Linked DNA regions of Mus musculus: region 1 is linked to region 2. A link is a loop called in an ENCODE intact Hi-C map of the cell type or tissue named here. Cell type or tissue: left cerebral cortex. All regions are shown on one strand. Links, peaks and the distances in the headings refer to the core of each region. The heading gives the core; the rest is flanking DNA.

Region 1 (2,910 bases), core at 226-2,725, 170 kb after region 2:
TTGTCGTTCTTTTTCCTTAGACTGTGTGACTAGTCCACCACCTACTCATTCTATAGACATTTTAATACACATGAATACATTTCTGCTGGAACTTTATCTCAGAGTGGAATGCCCTGTTAAGTCATACTAAGAATTACCAAATACATAATTAGTTCAGATCTCCCCTCTGAGCCCTAGGCATACTTATCCCCAACTGCCTCTTGACATTCCCATTTATAGGTCTTCAAATTTAACATAGCCCACATGTTTGCTACACTTTGAGAATCCTAATGGCTTCTTAACCCATCTAGTTACCTAAGGCACCATGTTTAATAGTCTCCTTTATTTTGACCTGCTCCAGAAAATCAGTCCATTAAGACCCATGAACTCCACCTATGATTTATTAATATCTTGAAATTGTCCATCTCTTTCTGCCTCTACTGCCATTATCTTTGTTTAAGCCACCATCATTTGTGGCCTTGACCAATACAACTGCCTCCAAACTGGCCCATCAGTAACCCTTCTTGCTCCCTATCCATCCATCTCCATAAACAGCAAAATGAGCTTTAAAATATGTAAATCAGATCCTACTTAAGAATCTTTATTAGCTCTGTGAATTGATCTTAGGGTGTGTTGCTGAAGTCTGAACTGTATAAAGTAGCCAAAGAGAGTTAGACCTTGCCTCATCTCAGCCTAAACTTCTTGCCCCTACATACTTTCTGCTTTAGGCTTTTTATTGATGAAATTAACCATAGTGACCAAAGGCAACTGGGTGTGGAAAGGATTTATTTCATCTACGAAAAGAAGTGAGGGCAGGAGCTCAAGGCAGGGATCTGGACAGGAAGTGAGGCAGAAGTCATGGAGGAGTGCTGCTTACTAGCTTGCTCCCCATTGCTTGCTCAGCCTACTTTCTGGTACAACATAGAACTACCTGCACTGGGGTGAAGACCGCCCACATTGGGCGGGGCTCTCCTGTATCATCGTCAATCAAGGCAATATCCTACACACTTGCCCACTAGGCTAATTTTACAGAGGGTTTATCAAGATTCCTTCTTCTAGCTATGTGAAGGTTTCTGTCGAGTTGACAGAAACCAACCATCACGACTTCCTAGTACAGTTAAATGCTCACAAATCATGTTTCCAGGGTCTAGAACATTTTTAAGGGTCCCTTAATATACCTTGACCTTAAAAGGTACGTAATCATGGAGCTCTTCCCCGACAGTCCACAACTCATTCATCAATGTACCTATTAGTTTTTCTTCACAGTACCAGTCAAATGTACATTTCTGTAACAATTTACCTTAATGCCTTTTATTCCTATTACACCTTAAAAGGAGTGCTGTGGACATTCCTGTAAAACATGCTTAAGATGCTGCCGACCATTTAATTGACATTCAGCATATCCTTGTTTAATAATACTTAACCTCGTGAAGGCTGGGAGGAGCTACTGAGGCTTTTCTCTCTGTTTTGCTAAGTTTCTTTGTGTAGTGCCTGATGGAAGAAGATCCTTTCCCTGTTCACCAGAGAGAGCTTTTCCTCTGTCCCGAGTGGCGCACGAGAGACAAACTGCTTCCCGACACAAAGCAGCAGGTGAAGGAGATTAGCCTTATTTCCGAAGGACAGCATAATTCTCTTCTTAGAAGAGAAGGCAATCTCCTGGCGCAGGTGCAGGAAAACCTGCCAATCTCCGCCGGAGGAGGCGGGGATAGGGCGGGCCTCGGAAAGGGGCGGGTCTTTGGATGCTTCCCACGGCGTCCGATAGGCCCGTGCGAGCTCCGCCGGCGCCAGCCACGTTGGACGCGGGCATCCCCGCTGGAAGGCCACTCCCGGCCCCACAATGCACTGCGTGGCACGTCACTCCGAGCCGCGGGTCCCGGAGCGACAGGTATGGCCCGGCCCCTCTTTTCAGCTTCCTCTGGGTCTCCCGGAGCTCTGGCCGGCTGCTCGCGCCGCTCTCTCGGAGTTCCACCTCGGCTTGACCGGTAGTTGTCCGAGCCGGAGCTTGGTGGCGGTGGCCTCAGAGCTTAGGAGGACGGGCGTGCAGGGTCCGAGTCCCTGCGACCTAGGGCTGCGAGCCTCGCGGGCGGCGGTTGCTGTTTAGCAGGCCTGTCCTAGGATGGGCGGCTGGAGTAGGGGCTGCTGACGGGGAGGGACGGCCGTCCCGGGCTGCCAGCGAGCCGTAGTGTTGACTCCCTGGCTCCCGATGTCAGCAGCACACCGACTCACTCGGGCTGGTAGGTGGCCCGAGAGAGCTTGAGGTGGCATTCCTACTTTCTTTTGGGCGGGGTAGCTTGTACCCTGTGATTTGTGAAGTCTGAATGGGCGTTGCAGTTGGACATCTTACTCGTTGGCTCTGGGAAATCCCGTGAGGCCCTGTTTTAAAGGTGCTTTGCGACTCTCTGTGGCAGAAAAGAGACCTGAGAAATTGGCTCCACAAGTGGGGAGTCTCCTGCTGCTTAGCTTCCGGGATCACCATCACCTGGGGGCAGGTGGAACTCTTCAGAACCCGCCCCTCCTGTGCTTAACCCTGGGCAGAGCCTGGGTGTCCCGCCAGGCTACACGTGATAGAATCCCAGCGGATTAGTACAACCACCATTTTTTTAAAAAACGGAATCACATTCCATGTTACTGGTACCCACTCGTTTGCCAGTACCGTGAGAAGTCGGTTTCTTAAACAATACTTAGAACTTCTAGTGTGTAAAGGAAGACTTGAGAGCTGAACCTGACACCCGTAACCAAAAGTTACTAAAGGATCGGCCGTTTCCACTTAAGAAGATCACATCAGTTTAGTACTTGATTTTTAGAGACTGGGTAAAGTTTAAGTATATTTTAGTTTGGTGTATGAAAAGACACTAGCAAAGAGATACTTGCCACCTTCCTCTCCATGTAGTAACGAAGCCTGGGTATGTTTAGAGGCAGTGTCTTATAGAG
Region 2 (2,910 bases), core at 174-2,673:
AGACATTGGATCCCCTGGATCTGCAGTTGTGAGTCCCCTGGTGTGGATGCCGGGAATCATACTGAGGTCCTCTGCAAGAACAGCAAGAGAACTGCTGAGCCATCTCTCCAAGCCCTAGAAGCACCGTTTGATTAAACCAAAACCATAATGTTCCATAAGCTGCACGAAGTGAGGGGAGGCTGTTTGGCTGGCTGGGAAAATAGGCAAATGCCTTCTGGATGATTCTGCGGGCCACCACTGTCTCTTGGAAAGCCTCCGTCCTTCACACCGTCTTCCCACCGCCTTTCCCACACCCCTTCCTGGCTTCCCCTCTCCTTATGAATGAGCCGGGGAGGGAGGTTGGCGCAGGAAGAGAAAAGGCGACACCCTTGTCTGGGGGAAACAGAAAAGGTGATCATCATCTTTAGGAGGAGCCAAGAAGGAGACACTCAGAGACACAGGCTGAGGAGCAAGCCTGCTCGCAACCCTGAGCTAATTAATCCTAATTGCATCCTACTGTGTTGTATTGATTACCAGTGATTACTCAAGGACTCTCAATACCAGAGAGCTCCAGAGGCTGGACACTAAGAAAGGGGACAGTTTCTTCCTGAGCCTGGCTCACCACCTGCTCCAGGCATACCCTGGTGCTTGGCCAACTTAGCCGGGAGAGAATCTTAGAATTATTGTACTTGGGACAAAATCCGAAGCGCTGGTTCCAGCAGCAGCAGCAGCTCCTGCCACTTTCTTAGACCTTTGCAATAACCTCTGCAATAATTACTCCTAGGAAGAGCCATCCTCCACCTATCTGAACACTGTTAATTAAGCTGAATGTAAATACAGTAATTAATACCAAATTATCGCAAACAAACAAGCCAAAGAGCAGTGAACGTAGCGGGTGACCAGAGTTCTTAGCATTCACCCTTGATGTAGAAATTCCCGAATTATCTAGAGCTGAGGTTCCAAGAGATTAAGAAGTATACATTTTCAGGTTCAAGGGTGGCAAAGCTGAGAGGACAAGGCTGTTCCCTTTCTCCCTTCCGAGTGACTCCCTCTGAAAACCGGTATAGTATAGCTTTTCCCAAGAGAGGCAGTGTGTGTGTGTGTGTGTGTGTGTGTGTGTGTGTGTGTGTGTGTGTGCAAATGCCTGTGCCTAGCCTCAGCACAAGCACAAATCTTGTCTAACAGCAAAAGGCAAACAACAGCCAGTTGTATACTGATAGGAGAAAGAAAATTGAAAACAAAAAAAGAAGCCATCACTTATAATGTCCAAATTGTTTCGCGGTCCCAGAATTGCCTGCTCGTTGTGTTGTGGGATGACAAGGAAGCAAATGCCCATCTCAGAAGTCACTGTCACTTTGTGAACCAAAAGCACACTCAGGTCAGAGGAACTGAAGTGTCACTAAATGACAGCCTGGCTATTGTCCTCAACTACCATGAGGGATCTTCCTTCCTTCCTTCCTTCCCTCTAAATGTGTCACTCACTATGTGAGGTGGAGAGGTCACAGGAAGACCCTCACAGGCAGTCAGTGAAGGGGGTAAACCCCAGTAAGCTCAAGAGAAACCCCAGGACAAGCGCCCCACGGGCACTTGGAGGGCCGATGCCCAGCTCTACCAGACAAGCTCAGGACTTCTTTCCTGAAAAGGGCTATTCTAACCGGGAATGAAAGATGGGGCAGGAATTTGCCAGACAGAAGTGGGAGGAAGCAAAGTATTCCAGGCAGAGGAAATAGCATGTGTAAAAAGCACAAGGCGATATAATTAGATTTATGTTTGAAGAATTACTTGGCCCTGGTTAGGAGATTCCGAGAGAGCCCAAGCAGGAACCGTGAGCAGGTGTGCTGTGTGGTGGAAACAGCGTCACACTGGCAGTTCAAGCCTCAGGTCCAGGATGGCTAGGCTCCTGAGGAACTGCATGACCTGGAACAAGCTTTTCATATCCTCCTAGACCTCAGCAGTGTCTGGTGGATAAAATGAGAGAGTGTCAATAATGGGTTTCTCAGGCCCACAGAATCCCATGATGCTCTCCCTCCATTTACCCATACTTCTTTCAGTCTTGCTCTATTTTATGCTCCGGGTCAGAGTCATACTGTTTGTTCTTGCAGTGTGCACAACACTTGACAGTCTATGAAGGTATCTTCCGCCTGCTATTTCCTTAACCTCCGCATGGGTGTGGAGGGGACAGGCGCACTGGAGCCCTCAGCTGCTCTTTCTCATCAGCATCTGTAAATGCCATCTCTGTGCTGCTGACACTCAAGCTGTGTTGAGTCTGCAGCTCTAACCTCACTCTGGAAACCAGATACATATAACTAACTGCTGGGTCTCCTGCTACTGCAGTGGTTCTCAACCTGTGGACCTCGACCCCCTGGGAGCCCTAGATCAGATCTTTACGTTAGGATTCATAACAGATAACAGTAGCAAAATTACAGCTATAAAGTAGCGGCAAAGATGATGCTTCGGTTGGGGGTCATCACAACATGAGGAACTGTATTAAAGGGTCGTAGCAATAGAAAGGCTGAGAGCCATTGCATTACAGGAATGAATACCTTGTGAGCTCCCCACACTTACCCTGAGCGATACCTAGGATCAAATGAGTGCCTCCCTTAAACTCCACTGTTGTATATAAAAACTCCATTTCCCTAGGGTTGGGAATGTGGGTCAGTGGTAGAGCACTTGGCCATCATGTGCAGAGCCCTGGGTCGATCCCACCACAAGTACCCAATCAACCAGTACCCCCTGCCCCCAACCCCACCACTCTCATAATTCCCCTAAGCCACAGTCACTCCACACCCAACATGGAAACCATTGGTAAACCCTGCTGTGTCTTCCTTTTCAGACTCTCATCTTGGTCTTTCCCACCTCCTCTGCCAGTTCCCCAGTTCCAGCCATTCTCCTGTCCCTGGATGTTTACTCTACCTGTTTCCATCCTTCTGC

Evidence for each region. A loop is a pair of places that touch in the nucleus more often than their neighbours do. Peaks named below come from ENCODE experiments on the same cell type or tissue, not always from the same donor. Only the 100,000 strongest peaks of a DNase experiment are listed, where the experiment ranks them.
Region 1: it touches region 2 in a loop (5-fold over the local background); 1 of 42 quality-filtered maps calls a loop at or near these places.

Annotation. Positions count from the first base shown.
Region 1 is chr16:35,362,778-35,365,687 of GRCm38, reverse strand. It overlaps Sec22a (SEC22 homolog A, vesicle trafficking protein), which reads left to right and starts at 1,770. Exons shown (of 7, transcript NM_133704.4): 1 at 1,770-1,864. In left cerebral cortex, for the core only: CTCF peaks have their summits at 1,683 and 2,416; DNase peaks (open chromatin) are centred at 1,753 and 2,278; H3K4me3 peaks cover 1,511 bases; H3K27ac peaks cover 732 bases.
Region 2 is chr16:35,536,637-35,539,546 of GRCm38, reverse strand. No RefSeq gene overlaps it. Among named protein-coding and RNA genes, the nearest start is that of Sema5b, 3.3 kb to the left of the region's middle. In left cerebral cortex, for the core only: no CTCF peak of the experiment used is centred there; a DNase peak (open chromatin) is centred at 1,681.